Linked DNA regions of Homo sapiens: regions 2 and 3 are each linked to region 1. Evidence: chromatin contacts called from ENCODE Hi-C or POLR2A ChIA-PET data. All regions are on one chromosome and are shown on one strand. Each heading gives the region's core, a stretch centred on a gene start or an enhancer-like site at or near the end of the contact. The rest is flanking DNA. Distances are from core to core; before and after follow the strand shown. Region 1 has its middle 53 kb from the start of LINC00838. Region 2 holds the start of LINC02628 (long intergenic non-protein coding RNA 2628). Region 3 has its middle 28 kb from the start of LINC00838.

Region 1 (3,722 bases), core at 372-2,871:
GAAGTTGCAGTGAGCAGAGATTGCACCACTGCACTCCAACCTGGGTGACAAAGCAAGACTCTGTCTCAAAAAAAAAAAAAAAAAATTGCAGATTCAGTGGAACCGGGGTGCAGATGGAGGTTTTGCAGTCCCAGCCAGCTCCAAGTGATGCTGGTGCTGCTGGCCTAGGACCACATTTGGAGCAGGAAGACTCTAGAGTTGTAGAAAAAGTATTCATAGGCCACCTATGTGATTGCATTTCATTTAATTCATGCCAAGTAATAAACTCATTCTATGCGAAAGCCAGCAAAAGAGAAAACTAAGCCATTCAACAAATAAGAAGAGAAATTAATAGGTCTTTTAGAGTCCGAATAAGAAAAGTCAATGGAGAAAATAGAACTTCATTTTCAAAAGATTTAAAAAGAAATAATCTCATAGTCTGTTAACATATTATATAAGGAAATAAAGAAATACATTAGGAATGAGAAGGGTAAGAAGAAATGTTACCTTTTATTAGAGCAGTAGTTCTTAAATTCTCAAATTTAGCATGCATCAGAATCATCTTAAAACACAGACAACCGGCCAGGCGCAGTGAATCACGCCTGTAATCCCAGCGCTTTGGGAGGCTGAGGCAGGCAGATCACCTGAGGTCAGGAGTTCGACATCACCCTGACCAACATGGAGAAACCCCATCTCTACTAAAAATACAAAATTAGCTGGGTGTGGTGGCACATGTCTATAATCCCAGCTACTCGGGAGGTTGAGGCAGAAGAATGGCTTGAACCCAGGATGTGGAGATTGCGGTGAGCCAAGATCATGCCATTGCACTCCAGCCTGGTCAACAAGAGCGAAACTCCAGCTCCAAACAAACAAACAAACAAACAAAAAACACTGACAATGATTCTGTGGTCTGGGACAGCCTGATGATTTGCATTTCTTACAAGTTCCCAGGTAATGCTGTTGCCCCTGGGCAGGGAACAGAGCTTGGAGAAACTGCATTAAGAGACTGGGGAAACTGCATTCAGAGACTGACAGATGACACGAAAAAATCACTATATTCTACCTCAGTCTCTATAAGACTGTGGGGCAGCCCTATAATAGAAGAAAGAGAAATGAACCAAAATAAGAGAAACAGTTAAAATCCATTCGAGGTCCCAACAACTTGAACTATATACACTTAAGAACATGTTCAGAGTAATTTCAGGATCATCAGCTATCATTTTCAAGATTTTTTGAAGGGTAAATGATTTGACCGAAGCAGGAATGGAACAACTTGGTTTCTTTTTCTAAATGGAAAAAGGAGTGACCCTGAAAAACCCTGGGCTTCTAAGTTTAACTTCGCTACATAGGAAGTTAGGGGGAAAAGACTGAGGAAATAATCACAAAATCTATTGTCAAGGCCTTGAAAAGAACAGGGCATTGAGTAATAACGAGGATGGCTTTCCAAAGAAAACGTGCTTTCCTACTGTTTTAGATTTGAAAAGGATCTTAGAATCACATGAGCCAGGCAGCTTATTTTAAAGATAAGAAAACTAATGTACAAAGAGATTTTTGTCCTCAAGGTCATACAGCTCGTTGGCAGCAAATATAGGCGAGGATCCAGTCTCCTGGGCCATTCACTGCCCTCACCATCCTGAAGCAGCTGTGGGTTCTGACGATTTCCACTGGTAGCCTCAGCTGCACCTAGGTCTTGAGCTAGTCTGATGAGGACAGGCTGCATATTGGGAGTCCCTGTGTGCATCATGGTGAGGTCAGCTGAGGCCCGGCATCCAAAGACCTCATCACCAGCCTTATGCCATATGCCACAACAGCCATCCAGACTCTTCTGGTTATCTGGGACAGAGGTGGCAGAGAGGCAGCTGGCTGTCCTGGGAAAGGCCTGCATCTAACTGTGCTGACTTTAACCAGACTGTTCACTCTGTTTGTGTAATTGGCTCATCAGTACCCCAGGGAAAAATCATCTAAAGTGTACGTTCATTCAGCCCAAAAAAGTAAGTGCCTACTATGCCTAAGGAGGCTCTGCAGTGAACAATGTGGAGCTTCAATCGGAAATAGATCTCTTTATCCCCACATGCTGAGTGGGTACATGGCTCATCAGACTGAGGCAGGGGAATAAGGGTCTGGAGCCAGGGAACCTAAGGCCCTTTCACACTGACTTCCTGGAACTAAATTGAAAGGAAAACCCTAACTTTCCATGCCTAAGTAACATAAGGACCAGAGGCTACTTCCCTTGCAAACCCTCACCTTTTCTGTGTGGCAGATGGGAAATTGAAAGTACTTCTGATTGGTTGCTTTTTGCAAGCAATCAGATGTTTGCATAGGAGTGTAACTTTGTAACTTTACTTCTGCCTCTGATTGGTTGGGGAAAGCAACCAATTGTGAGCCAAGTCTTCCTTTGCATAGAAGTGCAACTTTGTAACTTCACTTTAGCCTCTGATTGTTTGCTTTCCACAACCAATCAGACCGATTGGCACACTTCATTTACATGGGGTGAACACCAAGTGGCCAATGGAAGACCTCTAAGGGGGTATTTGGACCTGAGAAGATTCTGTATCCTGGGCCCTTGAATGGCTGCTCAGCCTGCTCCCACCCTGTGGAGTGTACTTTTGTTTTCAATCTCTGCTTTTGTTGCTTCATTCTTTCCTTGCTTTGTTTATGCATTTTGCCTAATTCATTGTTCAAAACACCAAGAACCTGGACACCCTCTATGGGTAACAAGATGATTGTACATTGCTGTGTCATCAAATGGGCACTCCAGACTCGTGGAACAGCATGAGTCTGTTCCATGCTTAGCATAGCACTTAGCATAGCCTTGGCAAACAGTGTACAACACAAAGAATGTTAGAGCCCTTCAAGGCTCTTACCTTCAGTTTTCAGGTGTGGAAATTATAGTGCAGAGAGGTGAAACAGCATAAAAGTAACAGCTTTTTGGTGAAGAGCTTGGACTGCACTCTGATGTTCTGGCTCATAACTCAGATTTTTCTACTTGACTGCATACTATGAAGACAGATCATATTAATATAAATTAAAGGCCTTCATATTACTGTCAAAGGGAAGGGAGAAAAGGTTTGGAATATGCGTGTTGGTCTCTCTGTTCTGTGAATAACAGGGGTTCTTCATAGCAAGCACAATTTCTCAACCAGCACATCGGAATCACCTGGAACCCTAAGATAACACCGATGCAAGGAATCCACCCAAGAGATTTGAATTCAATTATTTTGGGGTACAGCCTGAGCACCAGGGGCTTTAAAAGATTCCAGATGATTCTCATGTACAGTCAAAGTCGAGAGGCACTACTCTGCAGGAATTACCTTGAGTGCCTTTTGGCTTAATAGAGCCAGAGAGCTTCAGAGATTCTGGCAGTGAGGCATCTTGCAAAGACAGCATAGATTTCGATAACGAAATAAAATCCAAAATCCTCTGGTTTCTCTCTCTTGAAGAATTTCCGGGCAAGGGGAAGGGCAGGCCGACCAAGGGGCCTCTATTTCCTTCCCTGCTGCTGTGTAGCTGCTTCCTTAAGGGTTGTTTTTTTTGTTTGTTTGTTTTTTTCTCAAGGCTCAGATCAAATTGTAGCCCTAAACCCCATTCCTTGGTTCCTGTTTGTGAGGCTGATAAAAGCTCTAACTTCCCCACATGCATTGTAAATATTACTGAAAATAAGAGGCTAGAAGCACAGAGAGTATCTGGTATATGAATATCCTGGCTTACAAAGTATAATATTCAGAGTCTACCATAGCTAGCTT
Region 2 (3,722 bases), core at 452-2,951, 120 kb before region 1:
GTATAAAGAACTGCCCAAGACTGGGTAATTTATTAAAAAAAAAAAAGATGTTTAATTGATTCACAGTTCAGCATGGCTAGGGAGGCCTCAGGAAACTTACAATCATAGCAGAAGGTGAAGGGAAAGTAAGGCACCTTCTTCACAAGCCGGCAGGAAGGAGAAGTGCTGAGCAAAGGGGGAACAGCCCCTTATAAGACCATCAGATCTTGTGAGAACTCACTCACTATCACGAGAAAAGCATGGGGGAACCACCCCATGATTCAGTGATCTCCACCTGGCCTCACCCTTGACATGTAGAGATTATTACAATTTAGGGTGAGATTTGGGTGGGGACACAGACAACCCATATCACTGCCATTCTCAGATGTATCTCTTCCTTGGTCTCCTTGGAAGCCCTAAATGATGGACTGAATTTCTTTAGACTGAAGTACTGGATGCCCTGTTGAAGTACAGGTAAAAGCTGAGAGAGTGGGTCACTGCCAGGGGATGGTCTGGGCTTTGGTTGTTAAATGCCAAAGCTGCATCTCACCTTAAGCCAACTGCCTGAACTCTCTTTTCATCTTTTCCATAGTTCCTAGGTAGTCACAATTCACTTTTATTCATTCATCCATTAATTCTTTCATTCAGCACATTTATATTGAGGATCATTTACTTAGCATTATGCCCCAAAAATGCATTGTTGAAAAAGACAGATGTTCCTGCCCTTATGGAGATAAAATGGACATTAAACAGCCAATTACACACTAATGCAATCACTATTGATTTACTGATTCAATAATTATATATTAAGCAACTACTCTGTAGTAAGTACTATGCTTGGTGCTGGAAATTTAATAGTTAACAAAAATGTCACATTCTGTGCTTTCATGAAACATGGAACTCATAGTCTAATCAAATATGACATAAGAGAATATAAAATTGTATACGAGGTAAGTGCTACAAAGGAGACACAGCTCTATGAGTATAACAATAAATATAACTACAATAACTTTTAATAGATGTGCAATATAAAAAGAGTAAATTATGACATCGATGACATAAAATGTAAGGGGGGAGTAAAATTGTAGTTTTTATATGTGATCAAAGTTAAGTGGTTATCAGCTTAAAACAAGCTTTTACAAGATTGTTATTTAAGACTCATGGTAATCAGAAAGCAAAAATCTCTAGTAGAAAAACAAAAGATAAAGAGAAAGGAATCTAAGCATACCACTATAAAAAAAAAATCAGGCCAGGCACTGTGACTCACGCCTGTAATCTCAGCACTTTGGGAGGCCAAGGCAGGTCGATCATGAAGTCAGGAAGTTTGAGACCAGCCTGGCCAAGATGGTGAAACCCCATGTCTACTAAAAATACAATAATTAGCCGGGCACAGTGGCAGGCACCTGTGTAAAAAGTAAAGTAGATGTTCCTCTTCAAAGAGACTTTCCTCCCCATCTAATTAGGAATAAATAGTAACTTCTCCTAGAAGCAAAATTTATTCAAAGATCTGTGCTAACATTCTTCAATATCTGCTAGCCGTAATAAAGAAATCAATGTACTTTATGTTCTTAGCTCCCACTATTTAGCCTAAATATTTGCCCTGACAGGCTTATACTGGTTCAAGAAAGCATTAGGTCACAGCCTGTTCTTCCTCATTGTTTGAAGGTGTTTTTACCTTTCTCAGCATTCCACAAGTTACTTGCTCCTTCCTTTGTTCTCCTCTGCCTTTGTCTCTTTTTAAAAATTCTAAGTTGCTAGCCAATCGGGACAAATACAGAATGTGAGGTCCCATTCCAGCCAATGGAAATCGGACACAGCAGTAGGGTGGACGTGTCAGGTTATAAATGACCCTGTCTCCTTTGTTTGGTGTACTCGTCATGGCAAAACCGCTGGCGAGTGTACACTTTCTGCAGAAAGACAAATGGCCTTGCTGAGGAAATTAAATTTATGTTCAAGTCCTATTTCTTTATGGCACCAGGGAACAAGCATTTCTAACAGCCTGTAATCCCAGCTACTCAGGAGGCTGAGGCAGGAGAATCGCTTGAACCGGGAAGGCAGAGGTTGCAGTGAACTGAGATTACACCACCGCACTCCAGCCTGGTGACAAAGTGAGATTCCGTCTCAAAGTAGCAAACAAACAAACAAACAAACAAAAAATTAAATCATAAAGGAGAACTACAGAGAAACAATGGAACAAACTACAAAACAAGCAGAAAACAATCAACAAAATGACAGTGATAAGGCCTTACCTATTGATAATTACTTTAAATATAAATAGATTAAATTATCCAATCATAAAACATAGAAAGACTGAAGAGATTTAAGAAACAAAATTCAGCAATATACTGACTACAGAAGATTCACTTTAGCTTTAAGAATACACATAGGCTGAAAGCTAAAGGAATAGAAAAATACATTCTATGCAAATTGTAACCAAAAGAGAGCAGAGGTGGCCATGCATATATCAGGCAAACTAGACTTTAAGTGAAAAACTGTAAAAGAGATAAAGTCATCATATAATGATCAAAGGGCCAGTTCATCAAGAGGATACAATGATGAATTGTAAATACATATGTACCCAACTTCAGAGCATCTAAATATATAAAACAAATATTAACAGAACTGAAGAGAGAAATAGACAGCAACACGGTAATAGTTGGGGACTTTAATACCACACTTTCAACAATGACTAGATCATTCAGAAAGAAAATCAATAAGGAAACAGTGGACTTGAACAACGCATTAGACCAAATGGATCTGAAAGACATATATAGAACATTCTATCCAACAACAGCAGAGCGCGCATTCTTCTAAACAGCACACAGAATATACTCCAAAATAGAACATATGTTAGGCCACAAAATGAGTCTTAACAAATCGAAGAAGATTGAAGTCATATCAAGTATCCTTTCCAACCACAATAGTATGAAAGTAGAAATCAATAACAGAATGAAGATTGAAAAATTCACAAATATGTGGAAAAGAAACAACACACTCTTGAACAACTAATTAATTAGTCAAAGAAAAAATCAAAAGGGAAATATGAAAATACCTTGAGGTAAACAAAAATGGAAATACAGCATACCAAGATTTATGGGATACAGTAAAAACAGTTCTAAGAGGGAAGCTTATAGCTATAAATGCCTCCATTAAGAGAAAAGAAATGTGGCAAATAAAAATCTTTACAAGGAAGTAGAAAAAGAACAATAAACTAAGTCCGAAGTTAACAGGAGGAAGGAAATAATAAAGATCAGAGCATAAATAAATAAAATGGGGACTAGAAAAACAATAGAAAAGATCAATAAAGTTAACAGTTGGTTTTTTGAAAAGATACATGGAATTGGCTCTCTTAGCTAAACTAACTTAAAGAGATAGAGAAGACTCAAATAAATAAAATTGTAAATGAAAAAGGAGGCATTACACCTGATATCACAAAATGCAAAGGATCATAAAAGACGACCACGAACGATTATATGACAACAAACTGAATAACCTAGAAGAAATGGAATTTCTAGAAACACACAACCGACTGTAGGGGCCAAGGGAAAACTTTCCCTTTGCCCTCTGAAGGTTCACTGAAAATGAACTGAAAAGGGCGGATTAATAAAAGAAAAAGCATACAAATTTATCTATGTGCAAAGAGAGGGAAATCACAAAGTGCAATGAAGTACAGATGGTTCTATACCCTTCTTAGAGGACGGGGAGATAGGGAAGTGTGTAGGAGTAGTAAACGATTTTTAGGG
Region 3 (3,722 bases), core at 507-3,006, 81 kb after region 1:
ACCACCCAGAAGCTCATCAAATCTTGTTGGAGAGTTTTTATAGAAGTTGGCCTCCAAGCTCCCCCAGTCTTCCAGAAGTTAGTGTGTGGGTCAGAAAATTCCATCTTTCTAATGGCTTGGTCTTTCCTCAGCCCCAACCTGAGGCTATTTAGGGACCCCACCCTAAGTTACCTCATTAACATAAACTTAGGTGTGATCAAAAGGGGTTCATTATGAATAACAAAAGACATTCCTATCACTCAGGAAATTACCAGGGTTTAGGAACTCAGTATCAGGAACCAGGGGCAAAGGCCAAATATATTTCATATTAAACCACTTTGAAGCAAAGGAGAGATGTGTCCCTCCTGAAAGGAGGCCACCTTCCACTTATCTTTTATATAAGCTGAGAGGGTCTCAGCTCAAACCGTGCTTCCCAGAGCCCAGAACTCCTGAGCTCATGTCCTACAAGCAGTTTTCTCTGGGGTTAATACAGCATTAGTAGTCACTCAGGACATTTACAATGGGCTGGAGGCCTTTATATAAAACACTTTGACATTTTTATTGTCTCTCTTTAAAGAAATATTTGCACAACAATTTTTATTTTATTAATAGGTACATTTTTCTTGCAGCAAGAAAGGATTATTTGCAGACACTAAAGTATTTACTTTTCCCATAACCTTGAAAGTATTGGCCTCGGGTTTGGAATTCACTTTCCCTATCAGGAAAGTGGGATAGAGAAAATTCCTCAAACGTGACCAGTGAAGATTAACAGGCCAATTTGGGAGCTTGCTTTTTAGCACCACCAGTCACGTTAACATTTTTGGCTTGCCAGAGCAAAAAGGGCACATTCTGACCTTTGTACATTACCCTCTCTCATTACCATGCTTCCCTTCAAAAGGAGCCAGGGAAGCCCACAGATATGGAGAACCAGAGAAGAAGCAGAAAAGATTGCAGCTGATCCTGAGTTGATGCAAAAAATAATAATAATAAGGCAATAAAAAAGCATCAAAAGCCAAGGATGTTACTGTTAAATTAGACATTTATTTATTTATTTATTTATTTTGAGACAGAGTCTTGGTCTGTAGCCCAGGCTGGAGTGTAGTGGCACAACCTTGGCTCTGCAACCTCCTCCTCTCAGGTGCAAGTGATTCTTCTGTCTCAGCCTCCTGAGTAGTTGATATTACAGGCACCCACCACCACACCCGGCTAATTTTTGTATTTTTAGTGGAGACGAGGTTTCACGATGTTGACCAGGCTGGTCTCGAACTCCTGGCCTCAAGTGATTCACACCTCACACTCCCAAAGTGCTAGGATTACAGGCGTGAGCCACTACAGTCGGCCTAAATGAGACTTTTAAATATGCTATAGATATCAGAGGAGTTTTAGTGCAATTGTCTCCTTAAATTTGTCAGGGAAATCATTAATCATTGGATGTTAAATGTATACAGATTGTTGAATAAATGAGCGGCACACGAAGACTGCATGATGATAATCCAAAAGGAAAAATGAGAAAGAGATGAGAGAAAGGAGAGAGGAGAGAAGGGGAAATTTCCTCTTTGCAGGCCACTCAAAACACGAAGCCAGCCTCTGGTTTCCAGTTTCATTATTTGGAGCCTTGCCTACCTAAATGGCAAGTCATTTTAAGAGCTTAAAAAAATCTTGCCAGGCACAAAGATAGACACATACTATGGGTATGCAGCAGCTTTTAATAGAAGTAAACTCGGGGCAGATATGAACATTGCGTAACTTCAGGCTTATGGTATCCACCTGATTGTCATTTGCCTAGCTGTCAGGGTCCCCTTGTCATCACTGGGTACCTGCGTGCACAGTCTGGCTGCAGAATCACATTCAGGGCAAAGGACGGTCCTGCCTTAATGGGGCTTCATGAGTATGACTTTACCATTTTCAATGGCAGGTAAAATCATTTTCCTCCTGCCTCCTAACAGCCATACCAGTCCAGGTTTAGAGGCACCGAACTCCACTTTCTCTTGCTGTTAGCATAATGGTAGGGTAAGGAAAAGCCAGCCACCCAGAGACAACCAACCAGATCAAGTAACCCAGACAGATAGAAATCTGTCAGAGAAGAATATTCCTTGGAACATGCTGTTTTTACATATCTTTTACTCACTGGCCATCTTACATAGTTAAAATTGTCAGTCATATAAAACTTCAATACCAAAACCTGACTCAGCCATCCTGGACCTGCTTTGCCTTCTAATCCTATTGTTCAGATGTTCCCATGTTACTTAGTCAATTATCCACCAAATATCTGATTGAACATCTATGCACTCAGGTCAAAATACTGTATAAAAAAACTACAGGATGCTAGGCACAGTGGCTCACACCTGTAATCCCAGCACTTTTGGAGGCAGAGGCAGGCAGGCTGATCACGTGAGCCCAGGAGTTCAAGACTAGCCTGAGCAACATGGCAAGACCTCATCTCTACTAAGAATACAGAAAATTAGCTGGGCCTGGTGGCATGTGCCTGTGGTCCCAGCTACTCAGGAGGCTGTGATGGGAGGATTGCCTGAGCCCAGAAATTCAAGGCTGCAGTGAGCTGAGACTGCACCACTGCACTCCAGCCTGGGCAACAGAGAGAGACACTGTCTCATAATAATAATAATAATAGAAATGAATGAGGTGTGGTCCCCTCCATCAAAGCCCATGTCCTTACCAAGCTTAATGTCTTTACACAAGAACGCTTAAATCACTTCTCCCTCTAGTCAAAGACAACCCGTATTATTTTCTTAGGCAGTTTGAGACTCTTAGAATCATCTCAGTCAACCTGAGTATGACCAACTTTCTTGAGAAACAAGTCCTTTTCTTACCCACCTACCACCCCTTCCAGATCTCCAGGCCATGTTCCAGCCAGTACTCATTGCTTCAGTGGTGATGGCCTCCTCATGTGTCTCAGTCAATCATTCATTGTGTAAACATTCCAGCAGCATCACATCACCCTTCTGAAGAAGTCACTGAAGCTCACCGCTGCCTGTAAAGTCAAATCTAGATTCACCTGAGGACAAATCAGATTAGGGCCACATCAAGGAACTAACATAAAATTAAGATATGTGGCATAACTTAAATAATTTAGCCAGTGAAATTCCTAGCCAGGTCTGAATGAGTTAAGTAAGAATCACATAAGAACTGGCCTCACCTGCAGTATTTGGGGCTGCATTAATTTTTGTGAGTGGCAGCCCACCTTTGTGCATATAAATTGGGTAATTACACGAGTAAATTGGAGTTTTTGCACTGAGAATCAGCACCTGGAAATAACAGAAGGCCAGAGAAAGCAGGCCAATTGAAACTTTTGCCCTTCATATTTGAAAGCAGCACTTTCTAGACAGCTTGAAGACTGAGGCTTGAAGAGACCTAACAGGAAAGAAGTGGGGGAAGAGCACCTAACCATTCTGTTTGTACATCATTTTCTATTTAAAGATAATAACGTGGTGTAGAAAAATTGAAACACGAAAATTATATATTTGGTCGTCTCATCTCAACTTCCAGCAGAGTAAAGATTGTCACAAAATTACCATACTTGCGTTGGACATAATTTGTTAGAAGTTGACGGCCTGAAAGCTCACATCTACCCTGAGACCTGAGAAGAACTTGTCCCAGAGTGAATCATGTCCTCTGTGTTTCTGGAAAGGACATCGATGGCCAACGGGCTTTGTTGAGGATGAACTTTGTCAATCAGTTATAATTTGTAAGATCCTGGCCACTGATATGTAGAAATATCTGATGTG

The links. Hi-C counts contacts between places; a loop is a spot of excess contacts on that map. ChIA-PET counts read pairs that join two places held with the same protein, here RNA polymerase II (POLR2A). Pooled maps may share reads with other maps.
Region 2: a pooled map shows a loop between it and region 1 (2.3-fold over the local background). The contact joins the promoter of LINC02628 here to the enhancer-like site in region 1. A Hi-C loop is called at or near these places in 1 of 37 single-sample maps with no recorded cell type and 2 of 50 pooled maps.
Region 3: a map of Right ventricle myocardium inferior shows a loop between it and region 1 (2.2-fold over the local background). The contact joins two enhancer-like sites. A Hi-C loop is called at or near these places in 3 of 168 maps with a recorded cell type or tissue (A673, Right ventricle myocardium inferior and endodermal cell) and 2 of 50 pooled maps. POLR2A ChIA-PET finds 5 or more read pairs at or near these places in 2 of 52 experiments (GM12878 and PC-3).

The regions. Positions count from the first base shown.
Region 1 is chr10:33,717,815-33,721,536 of GRCh38, forward strand. No RefSeq gene overlaps it. Among named protein-coding and RNA genes, the nearest start is that of LINC00838, 53 kb to the right of the region's middle. Within about 2 kb of position 1,622, at least 3 of the 41 ENCODE cell types and tissues checked have a DNase peak (open chromatin) inside an H3K27ac peak, as active enhancers do.
Region 2 is chr10:33,599,329-33,603,050 of GRCh38, forward strand. It overlaps LINC02628 (long intergenic non-protein coding RNA 2628), which reads right to left and starts at 1,702. Exons shown (of 4, transcript NR_187516.1): 1 at 1,655-1,702.
Region 3 is chr10:33,799,020-33,802,741 of GRCh38, forward strand. No RefSeq gene overlaps it. Among named protein-coding and RNA genes, the nearest start is that of LINC00838, 28 kb to the left of the region's middle. Within about 2 kb of position 1,757, at least 7 of the 41 ENCODE cell types and tissues checked have a DNase peak (open chromatin) inside an H3K27ac peak, as active enhancers do.